2 separate regions of the Mus musculus genome follow, and region 2 is linked to region 1. A link is a loop called in an ENCODE intact Hi-C map of the cell type or tissue named here. Cell type or tissue: heart. All regions are shown on one strand. Each heading gives the region's core, and the rest is flanking DNA. Links, peaks and the distances in the headings are about the cores only.

Region 1 (15,620 bases), core at 2,683-10,682:
CAAGTACACTGCTCACCAAAGGAACTGCAGTGAAGACTGAGGAAGTATTTACTGTGTGTCAAGAAACCTGCTAAGTGCTTCAACCCAAACACAGCAGGGATTTTACAACCTGGTGGCTATTCAGCCTGTATAACTAAGTATAGATTCTTGTTATGGTTTGGATCTAAAATGTAATTCACAGGCTCCTGAGTTGGAAGACCAGTACCCAGCTGATGGCAACATTGGGGAGGCTGAGTGACTTTCTCAGGAGTCAGGCTGTGTAAACTCAGGGAAGTGTGGACGGGGAGGGTCTCCCAGCTCTGCTTTCAGGTCTGCTGAGGTGTGAGCAGGCACCCTCACGCTCCTGCCACTGTGAATCCCCACCACGAGACAGCACTCGTAAACTGAGCCGAAACTGAGCCGAAACGAATCCACCCTCCTCTCTTGGCTTTTTAAAAGCTATGTGTGTGTGTGTGTGTGTGTGTGTCTGTGTGTGTCTGTGTATGTGTGTTTATGTGTACAGGAGTGCAGTGCCTGCAGAGGCCAGAAGAGGAGATCTGACCCAGTAGAGATGGAGAAAGCCAATAATGTGTTAGGAACCAAAATGCAGTCCTATGCAAGAGCAGCCAATGCTCATCGCCTTGAGCCACTTCTCCAGCCATCCCAAGTTCCACTTGTCAGGTATTTGGGCAGGGTTAAGGGAAGTAGCTAGTAGCATGTTCAGCTTACAGTGATGAAGTCAGTAGCTGTGGTTCCCAACACAAGGGACTTCTTGGTAAGAGAATCAATTCATTACTAAATCCCTTGAGAAATCAGAAAGGCTATCAGTTGGGGTTTAAATGTCCTATTTACTCTATCACCTAACTTGAAATGTAAGTTTGTGAAGAAGAAAAACCGCTTACACTTAAGGAATGTGGACAAGACTTAATTGATCTATATTTCTCAAATGTAAAACAGGGAGGGGGTCTCCTCCAAATGCACATAGCCAAGTGATGGGCTACACCCTCACCCTCACCCTCCACCCTCCATCCTCGGTGATCTCCTGGGAAAGGAGTGGGTTGGTCAGGTATTTATCAGAATGAAAGAAAGACGTGCTCCTAAGAACTGAGGGACTGCACAGTGCTGCTTCCTCCAATGACAAGATGCACAGCTCTGTATAAACTCCTGCCAGCATCCTTCTGGCAAACAGGACAAAGCAGCAGCTCCCACCAGAGCAGCAGACACAGCCTTAGTCAGGCACCGGCCGATGGCTGCTGTAGCTCCTGTTTCCAGCCTCTCCACACGCCGCTGTGTGATTTGGAGTGGGTTACTTAACGGTTTAGGTTTCGTCATTTTCAAAGTGGGGAAATGGAAGTATTTATCTCTTGGAAATATAAGACTAAATGAACAAACCCACATGAGGAACTGAAACGCAGGTTGTTGCTATCATTGGTGATATTTGCTCATAACCATCAAAAACTTTAAAATCGTAAACTATCTCTGGAAATTAAAGCTCTCTAGCTCAGAATCAGGGACCGTTTTGACTTTTTCTCTCATCGATGAGTTACAAAGGCTCCCATCTATGCCTGTGACTAAGGTGATAAAAATGTTCCATACAAATGAGCTCAAACTACAGTTCTATTTCAAGCATACACTTCATTGGCTTCATCCTTCTCCCTGTGAGCTAGCCACGGGATTTGACTCATCTGAGCAGCTCCATAAGGAAATGAGAGTGTATCTAGGATACAACCAAATGGCACGTTGGCTTTGATGCACACGCTACTGAAATTTGAGGTGGAATATCCTTACAGCATGCTTAACTAAATGAAGTTATCATGAGCAACATGATAGGTGAAAGCAATATATATTTCTCAGTCTCAGAAAGAAAAAGAGGTAAGCTGTGGGCCCTATTGCTTCTCTAATTTGTGTTCCTTCTTCACATTGTATTTTAACCCATACACTGAACCGCAGTCATATACTAAATCATGGTTGAAAAACATTATTCATGAGCACTGAAATTATGCCCTACCATTCTGCAGAAAAAGTATCTGCTATAGAGGGGCTACACACCACTCCAAGGTAGCAGGAATTACTTGTTTACAATTGCAACACACAAAATGAGGCTCTCGCTTTATAAGAGACTGCTTTCCCGTCTCTACAAATATATGGTTTAACTAATACAGTACACAAGAGAGAGAAAAGTACGCCGCAGATGTAAGCTGTAAGCTAAGGCCATACCTTCAGGGCTTGTTGGAGTATCTGGGCGTCATTAATCCCAGTAATTTCTCTCAGCTGATTCAAAAATGTCTGCTGGTGCTAGAGGGCAGAGAAGAAATCAGAATTATTACAGTAGAAACAATGAACCTATTTTGTTTTTCTTTTTTAAGAAAAAGAGAAAAAGAAAGAGGAGAGAAGAGAAGAGGTAAGCCTTGGAAGACACAGAATAAAAACACCACTCTTTTGAACAAGGAAAGACACCACATATCAGGGAGCCCTGCCGCAACTCTGACGTTTCTCTACAGCTGCCTTCTTTAAGACAGGGCATTACTATGTAGCCCTGGTTGACCTGGAACTCGGTGAAGATCAGGGCAGACCTTGAACTCCCAGGCATCCACCTGGGATTAGAGGTGAGTGCCACCACGCCTGGACTCTCGTTTTTCATTCCCAGCTTCCAGAGTTTCCCAAGCAGCTTCCGAGCTCACAGTTTTCAACCTGTCTTCATCGTCTCAGATCATGCCTCTGCAAGAATCTGAACCTGTTTGAGCTGGGCGCACTCCTGGGATGGTTAGGAGATGTGCGTGTATGTCACAGGCTGCCTATGAAACCAGCGAGTACATCTCAGGGTCCAAGGATGCAGCCAATGACAAGAAGACCCCCTGATCCTCCAACCTCACTGCCATAAAACAGCCTCAGTAGAACTGGTTTGGTCCACTTCAGTCACTTCCCTCCACAGTGTGTGAGACTAGGGAATTTCATAACCTGGACGGCACAAGATTCTACTACCAGTGCTTGCAAAGATCTTCAATCAGCAATTCCCACTGCATGCCCTTCTATTTTATTTCTTAAAACCTGATTCTCACAAACTGTGGAACAGCACTATGAACTAAAGTACAGAAAAAGTAAGACAGAAAGCAAGCCTCATTGCTACAATAACGTGGGTCTCTTGATTTATTACTTCAAAATGGTTTCTCCTTTCCCCTTTACCAAATCTGAGGGGAATTTGCGGGTAGTCTTAATTAACTACTGGTCGAGAGTATGCTGAGAAAAGGAGTATTTACAAAATTTCAATCTACAATGAATAAAGAGAAAAATTAGCTCTGTACTGGAAACTAGCAAGCCCCCTCCTTAACCAGGACATCTAAGTTACTATGACTGGTGACAAGACAAAAATGGCAGCATGCACCTGCTGACACACTGCAGCCTGGAGCTGTGCAGGTTTGACACAAGTACAAAACCTGAATTTAATCTTGAAGACTGACCAGACAACCTCAAGCAAGCCATCCAGAGCAAGTGAGTTGTTCGGTCATCATTAAGATGCCTAGACCACCAAAAACAAAGGGTGAGTCTCTTCCAGAAGGGAAATCCAGAAGTATTGCCCCACAACGCAACAAGAGAGGCTGGGTGCCCTGCAGAGTGTCAGTGCAGGTGACTGGAGAAGCAAAGGAAGCTGCTCAGTGGATGACAACATATTAGTCACGTTCCTGAATTGGATTATAGTAGGGGAACATCATCTTCCTTAGAAAATACCCTTGAAATGTTTAAGTGACAGAGTGGTCAAAGTGTACGCCACCCACAGGAGATTCTCAGATGCTTCCGTTAAAAAAAAAAAAAAAAAGCCATGGAAGTTCTTTGCATTAATATCTCCAAATCTAATTTCCCATAAGAGTTCTAGAAAACCCAGCCTGACATTAAAAAGTTCTTTAAGACTTCTTCTGCTTGCCGAGCAGTGGTGGCACATGACTTTAACCCCAGCACTCGGGAGGCAGAGGCAGGTGGATTTCTGAGTTCAAGGCCAGCCTGGTCTAGAGAGTGAGTTCCAGGACAGCCAGGGCTACACAGAGAAACCCTGTGTCAAAAACAAAACAAAACAAAACAAAACAAAACAAAACAAACAAACAAAAAAAGACTTCTTCTGCTTAAGGTCTGTGCAGATTAAAGTGTCAAGCCACTCACCCATTCAGGAGTTCAGAAAATAATTTTCTGGTAGGCAAAATCCATTATAAAAGTGAAATCAGAGATGTATGAATTCTTTCAAAGAAAAGAGAAAACTCAGCAAAGAGAAGCAGCACTACAGCAGATACTGTTAGGCAATGGTGGATTACTCACGCCATCTAAGAACTTCATTCCCATAAAAACCTTATTAAGGAACCAAGACGGCAGCACCTAATAATACAATAGATGTTAAGATACAAAAGAAAAGTATGTAAAGGCCAGGAAGTACACAGAAGTTTCATGAAAGCATCAAATGGACAATCTACAGGTTGCAATAAGAAAAGTCATATTTCTCTTTAAACCTCTCCTATTGATTTGTATTTGAAAAACTGGAGTAAAACTGACAGTGGAATCAATACCAAAGATTAGAAATTAAGTATATATTTTTAAAAAACATACAGGACTCTTTTCTATAATGTAAAACTTAGTTTAGTCACTATAACATGCTAAGAAAATGCCACAAGCCTATTTGCAATGTACAGGGCCTACAACCTCAATATTTTATTTACATTATTTTTTTAATGGCAAATTATTTAATCATGCATCTCAGAAAAATTATTGAACATCCCAAGGAAATTTAATTATTTTGTAGAAATGTTCATGTCCTTGAACCAAGAAAGCGGCTGTCACACATTAATGTTAACGAGATGACCAAATACGCATGGGACATTATAAAGACCAACATCCCACCGGAGACTGATTCCAGGAAAAATGTGCCTCAAATGACTTTATGCAAATCAACCTAGATGCAGTATGAACAAGGCAAACGCGCTTTTATTTTAATAACAAATGCAATACAAAGATGCTAGGAAGGGCCCATCCCAAACAGTACATAAACACCTTGGTGGTACTCCTTCCTTCCTTCCTTCCTCTAAAGACTTATTTCCCTATGGCAAAGAAGATAGACGTTCAACAGTGGTACGATCGAGGGCAACACACAAGCAGAAATGGGATGTATTTGGAGGGTTGGAAGTGCCTTATGGTTCCACAGATGCCTCACTAGAAGATTCGGGGAGCCCACTTAAGCCCACCCGCCACCCACCCCCTGCCAAATGGGGCAGACGTAGAAAAGAGCCATTCAGCCTGCCTGTAAATCAGTGATCATGATAGCACCGTCTTGGTATGCAACCAAATACTAAGGTGATTTTTATGGTACTAGTTGGCTGACACAGAGTTCATTAAAAAATGCAGAGAAATCATGCAGAGGACTTTTGCTGTATATCATAAATGTTCAGTGTTTTCTTTTTTTTTTTTAATGAGCAGTCAGTCTGACACACTGCCAAAGAACCCTGTTCTACCATGATTCATGTTTTCACAAATTTTGACTGGGAGTGAAGAGGAGATAAGGGGGTGGGGACACTGGAAAAGGGGAAGGAGGTGAGAAAAAAAGCTACAGACAAGGTTCTTAGCTAAACTGACAAGAAATAGAGAAGAGATCGGGGGGTGGGGGTGGGGGATACAACAGAGAAAACTCCAGGAGAAGTCGCCTGGTTGCAACACTGTCCTCTTTGTCATTAGCCCACAAGCTGTGCTCTCATCTTCTGTAGCTCTGTCCATATTGCTGATATTTCTGCAGTGATCATGATCCTGGTTTGTCTGGTAAGGCCTGGACCTTCCTTCGTGTGAGAGTTAATCTTTTCTGTCAGCCTGACTGGCTTTAGAATCACCATGGAAACTAAATCTGGGATGTCAGCGAAATATTTTCCAGATTAACTTAAAGGAGGTGGAAAGACTCACCTTAAATGGTCAGTGGGTACCATTCCATGGGTTAGGGTCTTAGACTAAATCTAAGAACGAGACAGGAAGCTGGGCATCTGACTGTGGACACATGTGACCAATCAACTCCTCTCCTTGTCACCAGACCTCCTCTGCCATGATGAACTGAACCTCTGAATGCTGTGAGCCAAAAGAACCCCCCAGCCCCTGCCTTATGTTTTGATGAAGCAGCAAGGCAGGTAACTCAGACACTTCACACTTCCCAGATTTGTCTCTGATAAACTCTTCTCCTCACTACAAGCATCCTGCATAGGAACCTCTGCTTCCCTAGCAAGTTCAGATGCAAGGTGGACTCGCTCCAATTGCCTATTTCTGGAGCCTATTGTTGAGTCCCAGTGGCCTCCTCTGTATGGATTTCTTAGGTGCTATAGAGCAGAACATAGCGGCTTCTGTTTGTTCCCACCGCCGGGCCAAAGAGCAAAACAGAATTCAATAGATTTGGTGGTTTGTGGACGCCACAAAAATCAATAAGCAAAGATGCCAAAATGCACACACACCTTCAAGCTCTGTCCTTTATTTCCACTGCACAATGACATCCTGCTTTTCTACAACTGCAAAATATAGCAAGCAGTTCCAGGATAAGGAAGCAAGTGGGTTTCAGCACAAATCCTTTACCTCACCAGTAGACTAGGGAATGCCAGGCTTTTTTCTTAATGTTTCAGAAAAAAAGTGGAATCACCCCTGGAACCTACCTATATGGAATACGGGGGCCAGAAGAGAAGGGCAATAGACACTGGTTAAATATTACTAAGTATGGATTGGAACATGCTTGTAGGACTCGTAGTTCTGTGTTAAGCTTTACTTAGTTACATCTCTGCTGTAAATATCCATTTGATGCTCTTTGAATGAGTCAAACTACAGAGAAGAGACCAGAAAGGCAGAAGCCTCCCTTAGGGTTATCAGTCTCAAGAACCATCAGCCAAGAAGCCTTGGCTCTTAGAAACCAGATAGATGGTGTCACAGCAGCCCAGCTTTTCTGGGCGTTTTACGATTACTCTGAGAACACGACAACAGCTGCAGTGTGACCAATACAGCCACTGCTGCAGACCTGCTCCAGGTATGAGCACCCCAGTCTGCCCTAGCCTCAGAAAGCAGCACTCTCTGCAAAACAAGCCTTCTGTTAACTCAGGCACTGACCCCAGAGCCATTTTCATTCAAACCAGGGAGGGATCGTAAGCAGACAGCTTGATTAACACAGATGTCAACTTGCACTTGCAGGAAGCACAGCATCCTGAGTGGGGCGAACACCTTGCTACAGAGGGCCAGCAGATAATAAGTAGGCTTCCTGGCTGCCTTCCTGAGTGAGTCCCTCTCTGCTGCTACCAGCTGGTGTGGCTTGAGAGCACTTAACAGGGCTGGAGTTCTCAGGGCAGTGGTTCTCTTTGAGCCGCTAACACAATGTGGTGGCAGCACGAGAAGGTCGGCTGCAGAGTTCCAGAGAGCAGCCAGGGACAGAAACTAAGTGAGCAGAAGAGGCCAAGACAAGCCGCAGTGCAGTCTCTGCTCACTGGCGGGATTCCAAGGACATGGAAGCTTTAGGAGTCAAGAATCCCAACACCGGGAGCCCGAGGGCTGGAACACTACCAGCAGTCAACATCCAAGGGTCCCAAGACCATAGGTCTCGGTGCTGTAACGGGAGCCTATTCGGGGCCTGAGGACCCACCATGCACAGCCCACCCGAGAGTTCTCACACTGGCAGGAACTGCCTTCTGGTGTCTGCTCGCTCCGCTCACTGCAGCTGAAAACGAAGGATTACAGCAGCTGTCAAATGTTGGAGCCACTCGTGGCTAAACCAGAACTGCAAGCCTCCAACCTGCATTTTTAAAATTAAGAAAAAAAAAAAAAAACAAAACAAAACCCGTTGGGTTTAAAGCCTTTGGGTTCAATAAGCCCTAGCTAGCTCTCAGGGTTTATAGTCTACCAGTGTAGACTATGCTGGTCTTGGGTACTCAAGGGCTAGGGACAATTATCACTAGAAAAGTCTCTCTTCACTGCTCACATCTAGGCAGGCAGAGTAGGGTGGCCCCAGTCAGCTCCCCAGTAACTTAAAGACACCTTAGTTAACATCAAGATAACTGCTGAGAATGCAAAAGTGGGAATGGCTAGCGGCAGAGGGGGTGGGTAAATTGTTCACTGTGCCCTTGTTAGACAAAATATTGGTTTCTAAATGCCTCCGGTTCATAAACTTAGCATGTGCTCTCTTCCCCAAGAAGTTATTCTCACGGAAGCTCCCTGAAGTCTCTTCAAGAGATTAACAGATGCAGACACAGGAATAAAAACAGGTCTTGGAAATTCAATAGCTACTGTCTTTTCCAGATCTTTCTCCCCTCAGTCATTAGCAATGATGTGAAAAATGAAGACTCTGAGCTTAAACTAATTATGTTCACTAGTTATGCTCACGTGAAATACTCAATGATAAGATAATGATAAGATAAAAAGCAATACAGACTATGGCAGGAAAGGGATTGTACTAACACTTGAGTGACTCTTTAGTCAGCCACTGCGTTTGTCAACTCAGTTTCCAAAATAAAGAAAATTCAGGTACAAAGAAAAGGAACTCACAGGTCAGTGTCCCCTCAAAGGTGGCTGCGGCCAGCAAACTTTAAAATGACCAGTAGAAAAAAACAAGTCTTCAGGTTTTCTGAGAATAAAGACTCAAACCTCAGATTACAGGCCAGCCACTGAGTGGGAGGCTTCTAGCTTCTGCTCTACAGACCCCTCAACTCTGCCACTTTAGGGTACGGAACCTGAGTGCATCTCCTCTTCAAATGCATTCTGCATCTGCTGATAACTGCAAACCTCCATAATGGGATTCTGGTGGTAATGCTGTGTCTCCTGCAGCCCTTCAGCCATGCCTTCACACAGAAATCTGACAGTAGGCTGGGAAGCACTTGTGGAACAGCAGAAATAAAACAAACACCAAGAAAAGAGATGAGTTGACCTATAGGAAATCACCAACACCAACAAGAAGTCAGGAACATAGCTAGTCCTAGATAAATGTAAGTTTCCATCCTTCTCACCCAAGAATTCTTATCCGCACCTGTCACCCAGTCCCTCAGTCCTATCTGCAATACTCCACAGCATTTCAGAAACTCTCCACCCCTACTAGGCCACAGATAAAACAATCGTAAGCCGGCACTGTCAGTACAAGTCTCCCAGTCACTGTTATTACACAGCGCTAGAACCAAAACTCCTACGGAATTTAGGTACATTTTGAGGCCAAATACGAACCCTACAGGAACAAACATGGTTTCTATGGGAACATCATTCATATTCAGTTCTAAAAACCAAACTGGCAAAGTCTTTTAGTATACACTGTGATTTTAAATTAGAGTACTTACATTCTAGAAGACACATAGGTAAACAAAATTTGGAGAATCAAGTCATATATTTTACCTTCCATATCTGTGGTTTAAATAAAATAAGCATTTAGCTAGTTCTGATGTAAATAAAGTTCTCCTGTTATGTATGTACTTCAAATTTCTTTCTGTGTTTGGTTCATTGTTGTTTTCTTGGTTTGTTTTGTTTTGTTTTGTTTGCTTGGTTTGGTTTTTTTTGGTTGGTTGGTTTTGTTTTTCTTGTTTCTGGTTTTTCGAGGCAGGTTACTCTTTGTAGCCCTGGCTGTACTAGAACTTAACTCAGTAGACCAAGATGACCCGAAATCAAGAGATCTGCCTGCCTCTGCCTCTGTCTCTACAGGGCTGGGATTAAAAGCTATGTGCCACCACTGCCCGGCTTGTATCTCTAATTTCTGCATTACATTTTCATAATTAATTTTCAGTGCAAAAGTAAAGTCCCTTATACTAATGAAATAAACATGCTTTGGACACTGAGAGAGGGTTCAGGGCCTAATCCTTGCCACCTAAGCATGAGGACCTAAGCTTGGTGGTCAAGTACCCACCACAAAGGCGATGCAGGGACCTGGACCTAGTGCCAGGGAGGAGAATCCCTGGGGTGGCCAGCCAGCCAGCCAGCCAAGAGCAGTCAGTAAGAGACCTGCCTCAGGAAATTAAGTAGAAACACAGGACGATAGCTCAATAATAATTGTCTAGGCTTCACACACGGACACACAAAGTGAAGAATCAATTTGTTAATCAAAACCCTTGCCCTAGTTGTTCTTCCTCTTCCTGTGAGAAAATATCCCATCAAAAGCAAGTTAAGGAGAAAGGAGCTTATTTTAGCTCACAAGTCCAGGTTATCTTCTATTATGGTGGGCAAGTCAAAAGAGTAGGCATTTGAAGCAGGGAGGTGGTCACATCCAGAGTCAGGAGGAGGGAGAGAAAATGGATGCATAGATATGCTTTCTCCCCTCGTACACAGTCCAAGGCCCAAACACAGGGAATTCTGTGACTCATAATGTGTGGACCTTTCTCACCCATCTCAAAGGAATAAAGATTATCACCACCCCAAAGACATGTCCAACAGGTCAACTCTCAGTGAAACTCTCTTTCCGGGTGATTACAGATTATGTCAAGTTGAAATCAAAACTAACCAACACTATTTTCAAAGCAGAACTTTCAAATTAAAAGGGTCTCATAATTCCTCACAGCTTAATGTCACAAAACAATTCCTTAAAGCAAATCCAACTTTTGGTCCTATTAATGACATAATGGCTAACTATGTACAGGCATGTTACTGTGCACTGTGTAAAGATTATCCTTGTATTATCCAAAGGCTGATTTCTATGACCACCATGCCCTCCCCCCCAAAAAAAACCAAACATCTCATTGCAATCCTTATTCTGAGAATCTCTTGTCTCAGTGTTGTGTAAGCTTTGCTCCCAATTACTCCCTGACTTATCAATAAAGAAACTTGTCAGTCAGTGACTGAGCAGAGGAGAGAATAGGGCTGGACTATTCCAGCCAGGGGAGCAGGAGGGAGACACAGGAAGTGGGGATCCCCGAGGAGGAGAAGGTCCAGGAGACACTGTGAGAATTCACCTGGAACAGAGAGAGCCAGATCGATACTAAAACGCAAGTATCTCGAATATTTTGGCTGGGAGGTAACCAGATTAGTTTGGAGAAATAAAATAGATTACTACTGCTCAGTTGTTGTGCCTTAAACCTGTTAAATAAATCTAATAGTCATTTCAATTATTTGGGAGCTATCTGGGTTAAGAGAAAAGCTGCAACCCAGAAATTTGCACTAACATTTTGCAGCCTACAGCAGAGGGTGCTGGATCTCCTGGGACTGAAGTTCTAAGCCGCACTTGAGGTGCTGTGAACTGAAGCCGCCCCTGAAAGCACTCCATACTCTTAGCCAGTGAGTCTTCTCCGCAGCATCTCTTTTCAGTGTTGCAACAGGGTCTCACTAAGCTGCCTATGCTGATCTTCAAATGAATCTGTAGCCCAGGCAGGTGTCCTGCTCCTGGCCCACGCCCTGCTTAGCTGGTCTTACAGGCCCATTCCATGAGCCCTATCTCCTCCTTCAGTTACTCTTGATCAAACATCTGTTCTTGGTGAATTATATAAAGCCTTCCTTACTATAATTTTTGTGTTCTCTCTCCTTTTTTTTTTGTCCTGGTTGGCCCTTAACTAGAAAATGTTCCTGACAGTTTTTTTAATTATTAAAATCTATTGTTATATATTTTCTAAGAAAATAGATCTCAAAACAATTAGGAGGGGAAGATTTACCCTTGAGAGAACAAATGCCTCTGGGAAACACAATCTAAGAAGGTTACAATCTGCTGGGCGTGGTGGCGCACGCCTTTAATCCCGGCACTTGGGAGGGAGAGGCAGGAGGATTTCTGAGTTTGAGGCCAGCCTGGTCTACAGAGTGAGTCACAGGACAGCCAGGGCTACACAGAGAAACCCTGTCTCAACAAACAAACAAACAAAAACAAACAGAAGGTTACAATCTAACCATGTAGGTTGAGCACTCTCCTACAGTACTATTAGGCACTCGATTCAAAATAGACATGGGCTGAGCTTTATAAAGGACCAGGTAATGCAATCATTGACCACTAGTGACGGAACTCAGCCTGCATCCTCCTGTCCTTCCCTGGAGGTTGCAGTGATATACCAAATGTCCCACCCTCGAGTGACACTGGTTAGTTTTTCCCAGGCAACTCCCATCCTGAAGCAATCCAGACTCTTCAAGCACCATGAGTCATCTTCCTAAGGTTAGAAAAAAAAAAGTCAATTCAAAGAGTTTTCAGGACTCTGTGCCAGAAAGCAAGAGAAAAGACAGAATATTTGTTCATTATTCTGCCACAGTTCTAGTCCAGCTATTTGTAGTAAACAAATAATATCAGATCAATTCAGGTTTCTTTGTCCTTGCTCTTCTCTCTAACAATGGAGCTCTCTCACATATTTATAACGTTCCCTCCACTTCAAGCCCTGAGTGCTGTCTCCTCCATTTTCCCTTAGCCTTTGGCTTATCATTTGGGCTCACACCCCCACAGACTACACGTTTTTCATCTGCATAAAACAGAGGAGGAAGAAATGAAGGCAGTCATGACACTGACTGATAATTGTATACTTATGCACAAAGCAGGCATCCAACTGGAATCCAGAACTGAGCTGAAGATGTAGCGTGAAGTTCATTTTGAATATAGAGACTTGGAAGCCGTGGGCCTAAACTGTAAAATACAAAAGGTCTCTAAGATGGAAACCACAAAGTAGGAAGCAGAAAGATTAAATTTTAGGAATGTAATGAACAGAAATACACACACATGCGCACGCGCGCGCGCGCACACACACACACACACACACACACTTTACAGGCTCACCAAATTCCTATCAAAGAGCTAAGAACCTTTTTTGCTGTTTTCTTCCTCAGTTATTCATATTGAGAAAAACAACAATCCCCTAGAAACTTTAATCCTTGAACTTTCACTATAAAGAGAATAAAAAGGCTCAGGATGCTAATGAGAAGGCTCAGTGCTAGGGCATGGTAACACATGTCTATAATCCCACCACTGGGGAGGCAGAGGCAGGCAGATCTTTGAGGGTTCCTGGCCAGTCAACCTGATCTACATAGTGAATTCTTATGTAGAGAGATCCTGTCTCAGAATAAGAAAGAGCGAAAGAGCAAAAGAGTGAAAGAGCAAAAGAAAGATAGAAAGAAAGAAAGAAAGAAAGAAAGAAAGAAAGAAAGAAAGGAAGGAAGGAAGGAAGGAAGGAAGGAAGGAAGGAAAGAAGGAAGGAAAAGAAAGAGAGAGAGAGAGAGAAAGAAAGAAAGAAAGAAAGAAAGAAAGAAAGGAAGGAAGGAAGGAAAAGAAAGAAAGAAAGAAAGAAAGAAAGAGAGAGGGGGAGGGAGGGAGGGAGGGAGGGAGAAAGAAAGAAAGAAAGAAAGAAAGAAAGAAAGAAAGAAAGAAAGAAAGAAAGAGGGAGGGAGACAGAGAGAGAGAGAGAGAGACAGAGAGGGAGACAGAGAGGGAGACAGAGAGGGAGACAGAGAGGGAGGGGAGGGGAGGGGAGGGGAGGGGAGGGAAGGGGAGGGAAGGGAAAAAGGCAGGGACAAGAGGAAGGCAGACTCTAGGGATGAGATGCCTGGAAAAGGACCTAACTTCTTCCACTCTCTTTCTCTTCTTTTCTGCCCACCATAATCTGAGTGGCTGCCTTTAACAGGCACTCTACCATGATGTGCACAAGCCCAAAAGCAATAGGGCCAACCAACCATGAACTCCATAGAGGGGCCGGCCAAACCTGCCCTTCTTTTCATGTGCTTGGCGTTATTCGGTTAGAGCAAAAGAAAACAAGCACGCGTAAATGCTGGACTACAAGGAACACCTTGAAATCAGAAGAAAATAAAGAGAAGATGAAGAAGAAGAATTTTACAAGCAAGAATCAGAACGCTCAATAAGCACTGGCAAAGATAAGCAAATAGATCATTAAGCTTCAGTATCTCCTGAAACACAAAAGGATGACCACGGTCTCACCAAAACTTTCACAGGCTAAGAACTGAAGAAAACATTTCCAACCTTACGAAATATATCTTTCAAAAAAACTGTGGCAAAGATTACATTTAGTACAAGACAAAGCATTCCCGGAATATAATGAGGAAGAGTGCAAGAATTCCAAGTCAATGTTTTCAGGAGATTCCCGAGAGGACAATAAAACAATAGCAAGGAAGAAAAATAATCACAAACACACAAGCACACACACACACACACACACACACACACACACACACACACACGGAGAGAAAGAGAGAACAGAGACAGAGAGAGACGGAGAGAGACAGAAAGAGAGACAGAGAGGGGGGAGACAGGAGATAGGAAGGGATAAAGTATAGACTCTATTAGCACTAGGAGATCATTTAGCAAGGTCACAGGACATAGGTTATGCAAAAATCAATTATAATCTATCTGCCAAAAAAACAAAACACAAACCTAAATAGCAACAACAAAAAAAATGCCCTCTAGAATAATATCAAAAAAGTCAACACTAATAAATGATACACCAGGATCTAGAAATGATATGCTATTAAGAAATTAAAATCTAAATTAACGAGGAACTGTAGAATGTTGTTAGATTAAACGGGTCTATGCACTCAGAATTGATCTCTATAATCAACACATTCCTACTCAAAACTCCTACCTTCATTTCGGCTCAACTGTACAAAGAACATTAGAATTTCTCATGGAAATGCAAAAAAACAGCAAGAACAGCCAAGACATTCTTTCAACAAAAAAGAATGCCGAAGAACTTCCCCAACCTATTTCAAAATATGTCCTTAAAACACAGTGCTTGTGACATTATATAGAATAAGAACAGAATGAAGGCAGGTGAGACTATCAAACCTCCTCGTCGATGGTCAACTAACCTCAACTCAATATCAACTGTTATCCTTTCACACAAAGGTACTGGGTCAATCACACATCCACATGAAGTTAGCCTTGAAATTCTGTGTTTGTACCAAATATTAGTCATACAAATTTTACTAAATTTCAAACATACATTCAATTTTATATACCTCAGAGCACACATACAAACAACTTCAAATAGGTTATAGAAAACATCCAGGCTAAAACTAAACTTGGAAGTGGAGAACCGGAAAAAGGAAACATAGTTAAAAGGGCTAATCTAAGGGAAATGACATAAATAAAATAGAACATCAAAATTTAAATATTTTTAATTCAAAGAAATTGGTAAGAAAATTAAATGGTCAGTCACGTCTAGGAAAATACAGAAAATAGGCAAAGGATTCTTAAGTCCCAATTAAGAAAATAGAAAATAAATGAGTGAACAATTTGACAAGGGGACAAGGAGATGGCTCAGCAGGCACAGACGCTTGTCCCTAAGCCTGGGAACCTAAGTTCTGTCCCCAGAATACGGACAAGAAGAGGCAACCACGCCTGCAAATTGTCTTCTGGCTTCCTCATGACATGTGTGCCTACACACACACACACACACACACACACAGAGAGAGAGAGAGAGAGAGAGAGAGAGAGAGAGAGAGAGAGAGAGAGATTAAATTAAGATACATGTAGAAAGAAATTGGCGACTAGAATGTTCGCAGGAAGTAAGGAGGAAAAGGGAGAGAGAAAGAAGTGGGCAAGCTTTGCAAGCTTCCGGTTGTCTTTGGATATAAGCTTGCAAACCTCTACCTGCTTCCCCAGGCAAGGAAGGAGTACAAGACACACTACCTACAAAGCCTTTCACCGGGAATGCAACATCCTTTTCCCTCCAGATCTGCAGATCATGAGCTTTGCCCAAGCCAGCCCCAAG
Region 2 (15,620 bases), core at 3,450-11,449, 52 kb before region 1:
GATCCTGAAAGGATTCATAGAGAGTTTGTGATATTTAAAGTATCTTAAAACATCCAAAGTCATAAATCACGTTAACAGTGTCACTGTTGTCGGAAAGTCCCCTCTAGGTGAGAGCTTTGGGGGATAGAGTTACAGTAAAAGAAGGGACTAACTAGTGTCTTGTAGCCATAGAATAGAAACCAGAGAATCACTCAATGCACAAGGTACTCAGAGAGAGAGACAGACAGAAAGACACAGAAACAGAGAGAGAGACAAAGAGAAATGTGTTTTCTAATACCCAAATGTAGGCACTACTAAGATTTTTTTTCCTTTGGCATTTTCTATTTCAAGACATAACCATTCTAATAATTTTGTTTTAATGAAAAGAAAAAGAATGGTTTTATACACATTTTAAAACTTAAATAAGAAGAGACATTTTCAGTGGTGTTTCTTTTACTAAGTTGCTAATAATGAAAGGTTCAAGAAATCCACATGTTGCCAAACATGAACAATTTCTGTATCAGGTCATGCAATCAAGAAGATGAAAGCTTGACTTTACCCCATAGCACGTTCCAACGTAATGTCGGTAACCATGCCACCACATAAACTCACACTACTGTAGGTCCTTATAAATACAAAGAATCTAATGGGCAAAAATAATGCATCCTTCAGGATGCAATTTGTTGGGCCTGGAGTGATTGGGTTTGCTTTCTTTATTCTTGGAAATCTTCCTTGATTTCTATCATTGTTTAGTTGTTAAGTTTCCCAACAGCTCCCGTGTTGGAGATGTGTTCACAGGAGGATGGTGCTTTGGGCTGGTAGTCCAGGAAGTGGTCCTCTAACAGCAAGTAGCTCACAGGAGCACACCTTTAAAAGCTACAGTGAGGAGCCCTTTTCTTTTTCCTGATCAACAGAAAATAAGTAGCTATGTACTCCCTGTGTACTATGCACCAAGATGTTAGAGCAAGCCACAGGCACACAAGGAAGGAAGCCAGGAAATCAATCTTTTCTCCCTTAAGATATTTCATCTAACATAATTTGTTTCTGTAAAGAGTTCCATTACAAATGGTTGTGAGCCACCATGTGGTTGCTGGGAATTAAACTCAGGACCTCTGGAAGTAGTTAGTGTTCTTAACCACTGAGCCATCTCTCCATCCCCTTGGCGTACTTTAAAGCTTACTTCTCTATGGTTATAGTTTAACATTTAACAGCCCATGGTATTCTGCCCAATATCTAGAGGATGGAGCTCAACGCTCATGCAACTATGAAAAGTACTAATGGCACAGTGGATTATGAAAACAAGAAGACATAGTGTAGGGAGGAAGAGGTGAGGAATGGGTTGGACATGATCTACATACATTACATCCATGTCAGAAATTATGAAAGGGTAATTTTTTTAAATTGTTAAAAAGCCTTCACTAAGGATGAGCACTGACAATGACATTAATGAAATTTCCACGAGGAAAGATACAATTTAGAAAGGATTCAAAGCCCATCTGGTATGTAGTGTTTATTAAATTAATGATGCAGATATAAAATGAATAACACCCAGATCCTGCTATATGGGAACAGGACAATGCTAGGGACATTTGGATTCTAACAAGCCTTATTCTACTTCCTGTATTTTGAACCTGTAAGCCTGAGTTTATGGAAATGACCCAGAGAGGGCTCTGTCTGTTACATTTACATACATTTATGAACCTCTGAGATACACTTCCGACACAGTTTTGCATCATTTTCTACCTGTAATTTTGTTTCTTTTTCTGCTTTGCTTTGAATTGAAGTATATTACCCATGTTCTAAGGAATCAAATACTTTTCTTGATAAGGATTAAAACAAGTAAAATACTAATTTCGGAATTACCCATGTAAGGTATGACATGCTTTTCTGGATGAGGATTAAAATAAGTGAATATTAGTTCAGGAACTATTTCTCTCTGCAGTAGAATCCTGGGTCAGATGACAACCGCATATAACTATGATGCTTAAGAGGAACACCTCAGAGTTACCTGTGGATGCTTAAGAGTAAAAGCCTATTTTGGGAAGAAATACTCAGGAAGAGAAGCTCCTTGGCTGAAGGCGCAGGGTTATCTAGATACTTCATGAGTGCGGAACTCCAGGTGTTATGCCGTGTGACCCAATGCCCTCACCCATGCTCCTCAGTGGGTGTCATGGTTATGCGCTCCAGAGCAGGCAGAGGCGGGCAGGGAATGGCTCCACTCCTGTCTTTCTCACTTCTGAGATTCTCGGCTTTGAGCACATTCAACCTTCCCATTTCTTATGCCAGGCTGCTAAGAAGGACCCACAAGGACCACTAGAGTTACCTGCGGATGCTTAAGACTATACTTCCAATTAACCTGTGGCTTTTTACAATGCATACTCTAGATCCTCCCTGAAATTCCTTCCAGACTTAAGGAACTTTTAGGAATCAAAGCAGAGTGTTTGGGTTGGCCTGCTCTGCAGTGGCAGGATTATGGGGGAAACACTTTCCCATTGCTTGTCCGGCATTTTCCCTTCCGTGGGCAATGAATAGTAGTGGAAAAATAACACCACTAGATTTAGGAAACAACAAACAGTAGTTTGATTAATGTTGTATATCCTAATATCCTTAAGTAGGTATGGGTTTTAATTGGCTCCTGTCTTGAATCTTTATTGAGAAAAGTTCACAAGGAAGGAAGAGAAAAATCACACTGTAAATTATCTGGACAGCTTTTTCGTCATTGTTCCTCCTAGTCACACACAATCCTAGGGCACACCGATTCTAGAAATAACATAGAGGACTAAACAAATTATTTACATTGAAAACTATAAAGAGAAAAAGAAGGTGGCCACAGTGTTACATTTTCTGAACTAGTGATGAGATAAAAGTTGGCATGAGATACTAGCCTTATTTAATTATATGTGAACTCCTCTGCAGCAGAGAATAAGCTCCTACAGTATTAAAATAATGTCACCACAGATTTGCCTAAAACCAGTAAATCCCAGCCCTGAGAGGATGAGGTGAACTCATTGCTCTGAGTTCCAAATCAGCCTGGACTTGAGGAAAACCTTGTCTCAAAAAAAGAAACATCAGTGTGTGTGTGTGTGTGTGTGTGTGTGTGTGTGTGTGTGTGTGTGTTTAAACTTTTCAGTCTTATTCTTCACATTTATAGATGCAGCACATTTTGCTTGTACTCCGACAAAATGCACACTTCTTAAACAGGATGCAAAGCTTGTTCTCACAGTATAGCTGTTCTCAAACCTCAGCCCCATCCTGCAGAGATGTATGTGAACTAAAGATTTATATTCTTTATATATTCGTTATTTTGACTCCCCTCAAACAATATGCCTCCACTATTATCAAGTTGATTTTACACATTAAAAAGAAACATATTCAAAAATTAAAATGGAATTTCTAAAATTTCAAAACACACAAAAGTTCTTAGTAGGAAAGAAAGATCACAAAGACAGTGCGTGGATCACAGAGACATGACGTTTGTCATGGAGAAAGATAAGGTGACAATGTATAAGGTGGGTGGGCTGGAGGATGAACACAGGATGTGTATAGTTTGCCATGAAAATAAAATGCTACCCTTAAATTTAGAGTCTAATTTTACAGAGGCAGAAAATGTCTGAAATGTTATGTCTTGATATCACAAAATGTAGGTTAATCAAGAAAAACATTGGAGGTCAATAAATGGAGGGTCGCTGTGCCTGCACACTTAGATCCTATCACTTGGGTCAATGATGCAGCCCTTGCCTCCTAATAGTAAGAAGAATAATCACATGTGGATGGAGTGTGCATAAATCAAATTGGCTAAGTTCTAGGAAATGATTAGAATGATTTATACAAAAGACCAAGGAAGAAATTAAAGGAATAGAACTGGCAAAAAAAAAAAAAAAAAAAAAGATTGGAGCCAAGACATCCCTTGGTAGTTACTGAAACTATAATGCTGCAAATCCACCTTGCTCATATGTTCTACAAGGAAGCCATTGAGACACCATCCTGCACCATGACAAAGCTCACTGGCCACTAATAGCACTATATGGTCACACAGAGCATCCGATACTTACATACCTAAATACTGGACTTTTTGTTGGTATAATATTTTTATCTTTGTCTTTTAGAGCCTCTAACTTATATATTTCTTCAGTATCAATAAATTAACTGATCAACTTATTTCAAAAGAAGTCTGTCTAAACCTGTTCATGCCTGCATCAGTCACAGAGCTGTAATGGAGTAGTAAATATTTCCTAACAAATAAGTAATTCTGTTTAATGTTCAAAGTGAGAAAGCTAAAACCTACACAGAGGGTGCTACGATGAAATACCTCTGTGAAAGATGAAGGTAAGCAAGCAACCTTCCCCAAATGATTCCTTTAAAACAAAGACCAGAGCACGCAGATCCTGGGCAAAGGGCATGAGTTAGGGATAAACTTGTAGTCAGAGTCGAGAGAGACAGACAGACAGACATATGTATCCCTTTTTTCCCCCCTAGTTTGCAGAGTTTATCTAAGTGTACTTTTTACTTCCTCAATTCCCTATCCAGTTCAGAAAAATGGAACTTTCACAGCAATGAATGTATGGCCCTAAGATAAATTTGTAATTAATTTTTATAAAAATGGTTAAAAGATATTTTAACTTCAATTTTCCTAAAATCTCACCGTGTTGAATTTATCACTTATGTTGAATATTTTAATGGTTTTATCAGGTAATATTTAAGAATTACATTTTCTAGTATTTATACTTTTTATACATTTGCCACTTTTATTGGTCTATATATAATTTTTAACTTGGACGTTATTTTAAATGTTTATTTTTGACTAAAATCCTTCTATAGTTTTTAAACATTAGGTATTGATCACATGGCCCTAACTATACTGAACTAAACTCAAATTTTTTAAAAAACCAACTGAATTGTTAATTCCAGTATTATGCAATAACTGTGAGTATATTAATATTGTCTGTTGAGAGCTGTTTCCTAATAGACTCAGAAAAGCCAATTTGTGTCTTTCCTAATCACAGTTATTACAGCTTCCTGTCAAAAGGAGAATAGACGACTCCAAGCACAGAGAGGAGTCTTAGTGTCTACAGTGATTAAGGAAACTGTGGCCTGCGGTCATCCTGAGAGTTAGATGTTTGCTAACTTCTACTTCTTCTTCATACTTGACTGTAGTTAAACTTCATGCTTTGATTTCTTACATGTGCCAACATTAATGGCCTATATACCATTTGCTTGGAAGAGTTTTAAATGTTTACTTTGACTAACATTATTCTTTCCTTTTTTTTTTTTAAATGGGTGTAGAACACAAGGTCCTACCACTGTGTATAACAGTGAGCACAATTTATAATAAAACACAATAAAAATAAATGCTATTACCCTACTATAAACTATAACTTAATAAGCAGACAAACCTGTGGTGGCCGAAGCCTCTGCTTCCCGCAGTTTCGGCGCAGCTAGCAGCTTTTCTTGCAGTGATCGTTGGGCAAGCTGCGTGTCCCATTCTTCCAGTTCCTTCTCAAAGCGCTGGTTGTCCTCCTCAACAAAGTCTCTCAAGTCTGGAGGTAAGGTTTCCATTCCAACAAGGGCCTGCCCAGTCTCTTTATTAAACTCCTCTGAAAATCATATTTCAAAAACTAGTATAAAATTAAGAAGTCACGGAAAAATGCAAAGTTCAAAATAGAATGCATTTCAAGTGGCATATAAACTATATACTATTCATTATTACATACAGTCACCATAGCAAACATTACCTACATTTTCTTAAAAAGTCTAAAAGTGCTCAGAAAAACAAAGACATAACTATTAGAAAAATGAGTCGAAGGTTTCTGATAAGTTCCTAGAGTCTGAAGAGTAGCAAGGAGAGGCAATACAGAATTAATTAAAATGTCTGGTGATTCTAACATGAGCCTAACCTCACTTTGCTATTATAAGAAAATATCCAAAGTCTGATTATGCAGGAAATAACTGTTTCACCAAAGTCAGAAGCAATCTCTGACTATGTTAAGCTCAAAGTAGAACTAAAACCGTTTTTTATGTTAAGGGATTAAATACAACATAAAATCACATAAACTGTGAAGCTTATCAATGCAGCAAGGTGTTCTGAAACAATGTGCAACTAGTACTTCAATAGTCAAAGTGAGCTGTTGAAGTTTGCTCTGTGGCTATTTATTGTAATGCTAAATTCTGTACCCAAAGGTCTAGGCTTATGAGTAAGTAATCATGTTTACAAGCTTTTGTTATGCAAACCTTGTTCCTTAATTTAAAACTATTGGTTAAATCAAAATGGCTACAGCCAATTACTGGAGGGATTTGGGTAGGCAGGTTTTTCAGTTACCTGGTTGAGCATGGGAGAGGGGGGAGCAGGAGGGGGGAGGGGAGAAGACTCCATGGCACAAGTAGATCAGAAACATGGCCATGAGGGCTGCCTAGATGGAACATGGAAAGTTATAACTCGGAGTTATTGATGGAGAGGTGGATTCTAATAGATCAGAAGGTAGATTTGCCCAGCTGTAGTGCATTGAAGGCTTATTAGAAATATAAAAGTCTGTGTCTTTTATCTGGGAACTAAATGATCAAAAGCAGGGATAGAAACCCCACTGAGATTAAAGATTTCTTACAACATTAAACTTTAGTTATAAATGAACAGCCTAGTTAAGCTTACACGGCTACAGACAGAAGGGATATACTGGGTGTTTTCTTTATGCAAAGACTACATTAGGACAACAGAAATAAAAAGACTACAGTATATTTTCACAGGGATTTGGGCTTTGAGCCAAAGAGATTACAGTGTTCAAACCTAACCACACAATTGTCTGATGGAAGAAATGCTTTTGGTTTTTTTTAAAGATTTATTTATTTTATGTATGTGAGTACACCGTAGCCGTCTTCAGATATACCAGAAGAGGGCATTGGATCCCATTAAACATGGTTGTGAGTCACCATGTGGTTGCTGGCAATTGAACTCAAGATCTTGGAAGAGCAGTCAGTGTTATTAACCACTGAGCCATCTCTCCAGCCCCGAAATATGTTTTGAGAAAACCTGAACTGATGTTTTGGGAAGTATACAAAAAAAAACTGTGCAAGAGGAGATGGCATGAAGCTCAAATGTCAGTGAAGTATATAAAGTTCAAACTGGGCCATGAGGCTGGAGCAAATCTTAGAGGCCAGAAACAAAGGCCCTCTGTGCTAGACTAAGGGGTCAACCGTCAGCCAGTGTCCGGCTGGCTGCAGGAGCTAAGGAGCTCTCACTATGGGGAGCACAGTCGGATTTATGTTGGTTATTAGCTCTGAGTACAGTGTGACTGCCTGGTGTGGGTCCCGTTCCTGGAGTCCAGCTTAGGTTGTATCACCTCCCCATTCCAGCTTTTCATGAACACTTCTCAATGCAATTCTCCACCCTCAGTGAATTCATCACACAGCCAAATCATGACAGAAAAATCCTTACTCAAAAATGCCACACTGTGGGGTTGGAGACACAGCTCAGCAGTTTGCTGCTCTTGAATACCTGGGTTCAGTTTCCAACACCCACATGATGGCTCACAACAACCATCTCTGACTCTGGGTTCACACCTATCTTCTTGGGGGCAGGCACTAGGCTCTTACACAGTGCCCTTGCATACATGCAGGTAAAACACTCAGATATGGAAATAGCAGTGATGGCAGGGCATCGTCTTACCTTGTATTAGGAACTGTGCCTTGTCGTCTATGTACATTAAGCAGTATGCACTGGCATTTCGATAACCACCGAAAGAGTCCCTCACTAGCTCTTCCCATGAAGACTTGGTCACAGCAATATCATTATACTTCATCCACCGGCTCTCCCGGTGGTCAAAGATGTACGCCCAGTAGTGGCCGGCATTAGCCTGGCCCTCATGAACTAGGACGGCATGGAGGCGGTAAGGGACCTGGCGTGGAAAGAAATGCAAAGTTGAATTATACTGTCTACTAAACCATTTCCCAAGGCCATCTGCAAACTACCTATTTAAGGAAAGCTGGGGCACATTTTCTAAATAGAATAAAAGTCGCTGGGATTAAAGGTTTTGAGGAAAACAACAGAACAAATAAACAAAACATGCAAAATTATTCAGGGAGAAAATCTATGGAAGTTATTAAACTAAAAATATACAAACATATAAGAGAAAGTAATTTTCAAAACTGAAAATAGATTGTACGTGTTGGTGGCTGGCCCAGTACTTCTTTGTACTGAACAAAGGAGTTACAGTGGACATTTATACACACAGTTTCTCTCTGTCTTCACAGTTGTAGTGACAAAAACACCAGACTGCATGATCAATGTATATCCAAAGTAGGCTTGCATGCTTGTTGCTCTCTGAAGACAGTTTCTAACTATGCAAGCCTGTTGGCCTGCCTCCCAAACATATCTCCCTGCCTCAGCATCGCGAGCGCTGGGGTTACAGGCATTGCTCCCACACCCAGAAAGAAGTTAGAGTTGAACGGGGCTTCAGGGTTTCTACCCCAATTATTTGCCTTTAAATGGTCATATGCATTTTCCCTATGGACATATTTTTTTCTTAATGAATATGTTTGGAAAACTGCTTGTAAATTTTATTGTAAGATTTTTTAAAAGGAGTAACTTAGGTATAACATGAAGGAAATCTGTTATAAAATTTTATCAGAATGTTTTTCTCCTTAGTTTATACTATAATACCAAATATATTGCTTATTAGAATAAAATGTATTCAAGTTGTATGACAAAACATGTACCAAGAATTGGTGTGAGATAAATAGGATGAAGGTGAAGATGGAAGGATAACTCAACATTCTCGGCACACATGTCCAGCAGTCCACAACTGCCTGTAACTCTGGCTCTAAAGTCACCCTACAGCGTTGGCCTCCCAGGGCACCAATGCACACACAAACATACACAGAATTAAAAAGAAATCCTTACAAATAGCACACGGTGTGGCAACAGAGTGACAGGGGCCGGCAGCCCAGCGCTCACTTACTTGGATCATGGATTTGTCCGAGTACATGAGTTCAATTGTTCGATGGATTCTGGATATGCTTTCCTGCAGATCTACGGATAGAAGACGGGACTTAATGGAGGACACGGTCACCTGGATAGAAGACGGGACTTAATGGAGGACACGGTCACCTGGGTTTCTACTGAGACTAGTAACAGAGGGACGAAGGGGTTTTTGGTTTTGTTTTTTTGTTTTTTGTTTTTTATAATCACACTATTGAGGAAGAAAAGTTTTCTAAACTATTCTTTAAGATGCTATTATTGCAGTCTATGTGAAATGAGATGTTCAGAACAAAGAGAGTTAAAAATACAACAAAACAAAACAACTCAGGAAATATGCAGGGCCAAGAAAATCAAACTGCATTCAAGTTTGTACAGAAAGGTTTCAAGGAATGTTAACGCTCACCTCCCTATACATGTAGAGATAATAGGAAAAATCAACTATGCATGCAACTGGGACACTAAAATAGCCAAGTGAAATTTATAACGGAACTTCCATTTCCTATTATTTCTACTTACAGTAGAAAAGAATTTTATAAAAGTCTTCAAAGACTGGGTGTTCACAGCTACATTATTTCATAATTTTTAAATCTGAATAAGGTAAGTGTTGGTATCGATACATTAAAATATCACAGAATTGTAACGTTCTGTTAATCAGTTGAAAGAATCTGGAAGAAGCCAGAAAAGGCTACTACAAAAAAGTAACTTCAAACTCTGGAAAGATTAATTTTAGGCTGATACAAAATTAAGAAACCATAAGAGATAAATAAATGTAAGAGTACAAACATCTAAAACTTTAATCAACATCAGAACACAAAAGCCAGGTGCTGCAGAGATGGCTCAGTGGTTAAGAGCACTGGTTGCTCTTCCAGAGGTTCAATTCCCAGCACACACATGATTGCTCCCCTAAACATAATCTGAGAGGGGGTCTGATGCTCACTTCTGGCCTCCACAGGCACTGCACACAATGATTACCATCATATATGGAAGCAAGTCACCCACACAGAAATTAAGTTAAAAAACTAACAAAAGCAAATAAAAAACCAGCACAAAGGCCAAATGACAAACTAGAAGAGTAATACCGATAGCATGCACTATAGACAAAAAGACTCATGTCTAAATGAGGGCATTTTCTTGGAAGAAATAAAAACTAGAAAAATTGCTTACTATAAAAAAAAATAGGTTAAAGACCCGCTTTACAAGTTGTTACAGGGAATATGTAATATATATTTGTTTTATGGTATATATTAAACTGTCCCAAAATGTTTACAAAAGAGAAAAATAAGATAAATAAGACATTTTTAAAAATACTATCATCATAATGGTAGGCAAATCAAGACACTGAGATGTTATTTATCGCCTACCAGACTACTCCAGAGTAAATAAAATACACTCAGGGTCTGAGAGTCTCCTGAGAGTATTCTCTTCCAAACAGAACTATTTTAAAACATTCAAATTTTAAAATCTATATACTTTAGCCGAGAAATGGAATCTTAAGAAGCCTACTCTATTTATTTAAGAATATTCTATACATATATGTATATATGTAATGTATATACATATATATGTAATAGACCAACATTTTCTGCAGTTAATACATGAATATTAAATACATTATCCGGGCTTTGGAATACTACACAATCATATAAAAAAAAAAAATCAATGCTAGTTTGTTGTATCCATAGGAGTTAAAGACAGAAAACAAGAATCCCAAGTAAGTCTTTCCTGATCTCCAGTATGATGTGCACAGAATCTTAAGGCATGAATGCTCCCCAGGTTCATCTATCACAAATGACCACTGTGATCTCATCATGCTGTCTTTGTCTTCCAGGCAGGGACTCACACGTTTGTCCATTTGAAGTACATTTTATTTAGTATTCGTGCTACTGTAAATTCAGTGGCCCACTTGATTCCTCTCTCGGGCCTGTGGTCATTAACCTCCATGTGTCTGTTTTCTTTAAATATTATTTCAAACACTTTCATTTGTTTTCTCACTTTGTGCAGTACCTGAATGTCAAAAGTTTATCAGCATCTACTCTTCTGAATTACAAATACAGTCTGTCATGTCCAGAAGGGAATTATTCAATACTCCACACAGCATTCAATAAACTATTATTAGCCATTAAACTATGTTTAATTAATATAAGTAAAGTTATTTAAATATGCACAATAGTAACACAAACTCTCTAGTTACTAAGACTAACAATGCAACTATCTACTCTATTAAACTGGACTTTATTCATACTTATCCATAAAGTGGCAACTTAACTATCTAAAAGAAGACAGCTAGTGCTATTTAATGTAACCTCAACCTTTTAATATAAAATTACAATTTCTATTTTCCTGATAGCTGAAGTTTAGAGTTAGTAACGTATATTTTGACATGTAAAGATAATTATAATATAATCTACTGTGAAGTATCTTTTTAAAATGAAAAAGTTCATTTTAACAGTTAGAAATGAATTCAAAATAAAGTGTCTTTCAAGAAAGAAAGATAGCTCAGCAATGCATGTGTTCATCCACACGCACTCCCACACACCAAATCCTTATGTTGCTGTATACCTCCTGAAAATTTCCTATAGACTGGCACTGGGTCCATGGATCGGATCTGTAAGTCTCTTAGACTAGATTAAACAATGAGGCTGTACATGGGGTTCAGCATCTCTAGCATGATTCAATGTCCAGGTAGAAACAGAAATTAAAACTTCACTTTTTAAATGGTTATACCTAGAGAAAAACAGTTTTCCCCTCTTCATTATGCAAGCATCAGACGGAGTCCAGAACCAGTAAGTACAAATTCTGAGGCTCTATGACATTTCCCCACTGGAGTAGCTGTGAATACCAGTTTGATATAAATTTAGAACACTAAACTGGCAAATCAGACCATCTGTTACATCATTAATCAGCTAAGTAAGCTGGGGAAACCCTTGTGGTCCCTGTGAATCTGACACGAAGGGCAAGAACATAAAAAAATTAAAAAATGGGACAGCCAAAAAACAGTGTCTTCCACAAAATCTTTTCAGAAAAGATTTTTTTTTTCAAGGAAAAACTACACATGTTTAAAAATGAAATCCAAGCCATTTTTCCTTCTCAGAGTACAACATCATCTGAAGCGACAGCAGCCACACTCAGCGAGCTTCTTACCTCGCGTGTCATTTTCTATTTCCGTCCTCCAGCGATGTAAACAGCTCTCCAGCACGCACAGTTCTTCCTCTGTGATGTGCCTTGGTGCCGGATGCATGGGCAAATCTGGAGGTATCCGAGACTGAGTGAAGGGTTTGTGAATCACTGACCTCAAGGGCAGGGCGGCACCTGATGCGGGTGAGGAGGAGCCGGGCAGATCTGAAGCACAGGGTCCCTGCTGTTCTGTTGTGCTGTGGTTTCAAAGCACACATGCGACTGGTTAAACTTCCAAACTGAAGCCAGCTCTATAGATGATAGCATCCAAGCCCCTCACAATCTCAAGAGGAAATGATCTTAAGAAACACACAAACTGATCAAATATCAGACGAGACGTTTAGTACAAGAGGACTAAAATCTTATAAGGACGAAATCGTGGCTTTAAAGTAAGACTGCCTTCTTCTTTGTAATGGAAAATCTAATGCATATTCTAACTAAAGATCTCTCTCTCTCTCTCTCTCTCTCTGTCTCTCTTTCTCTCTCTAATACCAACTTGCATTATCAGAAACAAATTCTACTCTAAAAGCATCATCAACATATTATATGACGTTCAGAAACTACAAACCAAAACATTGAAAAGTATAATTCTGACCAGCGAAAAATATATAAAGATTCCAACAGATAGACAAGACCTCCTGAATTGATGAGGAATAAGGAGCAAGGGTGACTCACTTACCTTGGTAAGGACTGTGATGGTAGGGGGCCACTTGCTGAGGAACTAGCATCGATGTCATCAACGGGGGAAGTGCACACAGGTTTACTGGAGGCAAACTCCAATGCATACTGTAGAACATCTACCAATGGGAATCTTTTGGGACCGGAACCATAGCTTAAATATCTATTAATAAAATATACACGTTTTACCTATATTGTCAAAATAATTTGTGGCTTGAAGCCTTATAAAATAAGACTTTGCTTTTCTAATAAAGAAGGTGAAACTGAATATACACTTGAGAAATGGAAGGACGGCAAAGCTGATGAAAATTGCAAGTCCTATGTATGGCCGCACCTAAGACGGTGTTCTAAACTGCCCCCGTGGGAAAACAAACCCAGGACCATGTGCAAACATTCTCATCTCTGAATCCTGCACTAGCCTCATGGTTAAGGTCCTCACTTTTATCATCTTTTACCCCGTGAACACTTTCCATACATGTACTGGAACTTATTAAGATGTAAGCTCCCTGGAAGTACATGTTCACACTCAACATTGTATGTTATTAATGAGCAAATTAAACGTAACTCAGAAAGTTGTAGGTCGACAACTGGGGTTAGTCAAACTGCATTGCAGCCTGTAGGCTTATCCGGCCTGCATGGCATCACATTCCACATCTGATGGAGCTGTGACTTGTGAGAGCATAGGCACACTCAGCCCCTCCCTTCTGGTATGTGATAGCACCCACTCACGCCATGCACACTTCTATGAGCTGCGCAACCTCCCTTTGCTGCCCGGCTTCTTCCTGAAGGATTCACTGTGTGAAGCTTGGGAGGCTTGGGCGGGAAGAGTTCGAATCCTCTCGGTCCAGTTCACCCCGTGCTCTGCGCTAGCCTCCTGACTTCCACTTACCGCACCAGGAAAACAAGCTGGTGATAATCACGTCTTTCATTTCAATTTCTAAGATAATCATCTACAGCCTAGTAGGGATGCAATCTAGAGTCTAATGTAATTAATCAAAATTCAATCCGGAATGAATTATAAGCTTATAATATTATAATATAGTATATGCTTATAATAGGTTACATTATAAGTTACCCAAAGCATGTTGAAAATTAATAATCGAGTTAGCCACCAGGCACATGCCTTCCTGTCTTAAGCCCATGAAGGCTGAATTACCTCTCTAATCTTTGTTGTAATACTGTGAGGTAATCTTTAAGTCTCTTGATCTCTTCACGTTTAATTCTTGTTATTTCTCTATTTCTGTGCATATACCTATTAAGGAAAAAAAAAAGGCCATCATTAGTGTTACCAAATATCTTGGAAACTAGTATGATAATAAATCTAACTATTACTACAAAAGGTCAACTGAAGTTTTTTAAGATATCAGGTATAAAACACAAAAATATTTTAATACTTAATATTTATTACTATATATTTATAAGATAAAATGAATATACTCCCTTAACAGATAATAAGATGGAAATATCAAGCATCAATAAACCTTAGCTTCAAGGAAATAACAATTTTCACAAACCTACTACTTGTACAAACCGTACCTGTCCAGATATAAAACTTGGGGAAATTCTAGTTTATTGTGAATTTTTTCTGGTCTTCCCAATGCCTGGTTAAATTCAAATCTTGACAGTTCAAATGTTAATACCGGCGGCAATTCAGTGAACCAATGCTGAAAGAAACAATAACAGACACTTGGTCAGCCTGTTAGATTTCACCATCACAATTTTAAGGTCGGTAAATGATCCTGGTGCTGACGTTACTGTACTACAGCAAGCAGAGGGACTATGATGGTTTCCTTACAGCTGAACTTCAGCCTGACGTCCCCATAGCCTTTGTCCACATCAGAGGACAGAGGGAAACCTTATCTACACACTGCTAATCGTCCACAGTTGTAACATTCCAAATTCTCCCTAGGAGGGAAGGACTTCAGAGCTCCTTCACCTTCTGTCGCAGGCTGAGTGACACTTACTGAAACCAAACAGATTGTCAAACCGAAGACTTGACTCAAAGGGAAACAAATCTTTGTCTGGAACAAATGCGCACTGTTCTCATCCTAAAATTGGAAAATGTTATCTTCCCTTTCTCTCTCTTTTTTCTTCCTACTTTTACCTTGAATCTTACAACTATATATTATATTAATGTATGATAAAGATTTCTCAGCAACAAAGTTTATACTTGTAAAAGCTTTCAAATATAAACTAGCAATCAATGAGTTAAATTTCTTATTGCTCTGAGTGTGTCCTACCCACTCACGCCACACACACAGTTGTTTAGTGAACCACGAAATTTAACATTTTCAAAAAGCTTGTTTTTATGTAACAAGTTCAAGTTTTACAAAAGGATGCTATTTGTTTTAAAGGTTGAATATATACATTCAAAAGCCAACAAGTTCAGAGGTGTAAAATCATAAATATTTTTAAGTATTTATAAGTCCTGCAACAAGATACTATTAATCCCATGTTACAGGTATCATAGCTTTCAGTGCCAAAAACTGGTACCACACATCCCTCAGTGACTGCGCACAAACGTAACCTGAACCAAAACCAGGAATAAACATTGCAGGCTGAGGAAAATGGGATGGGCTGGAATCTTGACGATGGCACCTGTCTTCCAGTGAAGCTGCTAAAGCTAAGTGCTGAGGTGTGGCTCTTTATTCCTCCCCAAACACTAAGGATTACTGGCTAAGCAGGGGTTAAATTGAACATGAGTAAGATTGTCCCAGTTAAACTATAAGAAACATGATTTATAAGAGTCAACAAAACCTAATATAATAAGCATCTAAAGATGCAAACGAGAAAAGTCACATGATAGCATGTGGCATAGTTC

What was found. A loop is a pair of places that touch in the nucleus more often than their neighbours do. Peaks named below come from ENCODE experiments on the same cell type or tissue, not always from the same donor. Only the 100,000 strongest peaks of a DNase experiment are listed, where the experiment ranks them.
Region 2: it touches region 1 in a loop (1.9-fold over the local background); 3 of 42 quality-filtered maps call a loop at or near these places.

Annotation. Positions count from the first base shown.
Region 1 is chr16:77,020,557-77,036,176 of GRCm38, reverse strand. Usp25 (ubiquitin specific peptidase 25) reads right to left here. Exons shown (of 24, transcript NM_013918.2): 2 at 2,197-2,274. Among named protein-coding and RNA genes, the nearest start is that of Usp25, 14 kb to the right of the region's middle. In heart, for the core only: a CTCF peak has its summit at 7,329; a DNase peak (open chromatin) is centred at 7,346; H3K4me3 peaks cover 677 bases; H3K27ac peaks cover 1,476 bases.
Region 2 is chr16:77,073,702-77,089,321 of GRCm38, reverse strand. It overlaps Usp25 (ubiquitin specific peptidase 25), which reads right to left. Exons shown (of 24, transcript NM_013918.2): 11 at 14,336-14,463; 12 at 13,956-14,051; 13 at 12,801-12,962; 14 at 12,089-12,318; 15 at 8,928-8,998; 16 at 7,637-7,865; 17 at 5,373-5,573. Among named protein-coding and RNA genes, the nearest start is that of Usp25, 67 kb to the right of the region's middle. In heart, for the core only: no CTCF peak of the experiment used is centred there; no DNase peak of the experiment used is centred there.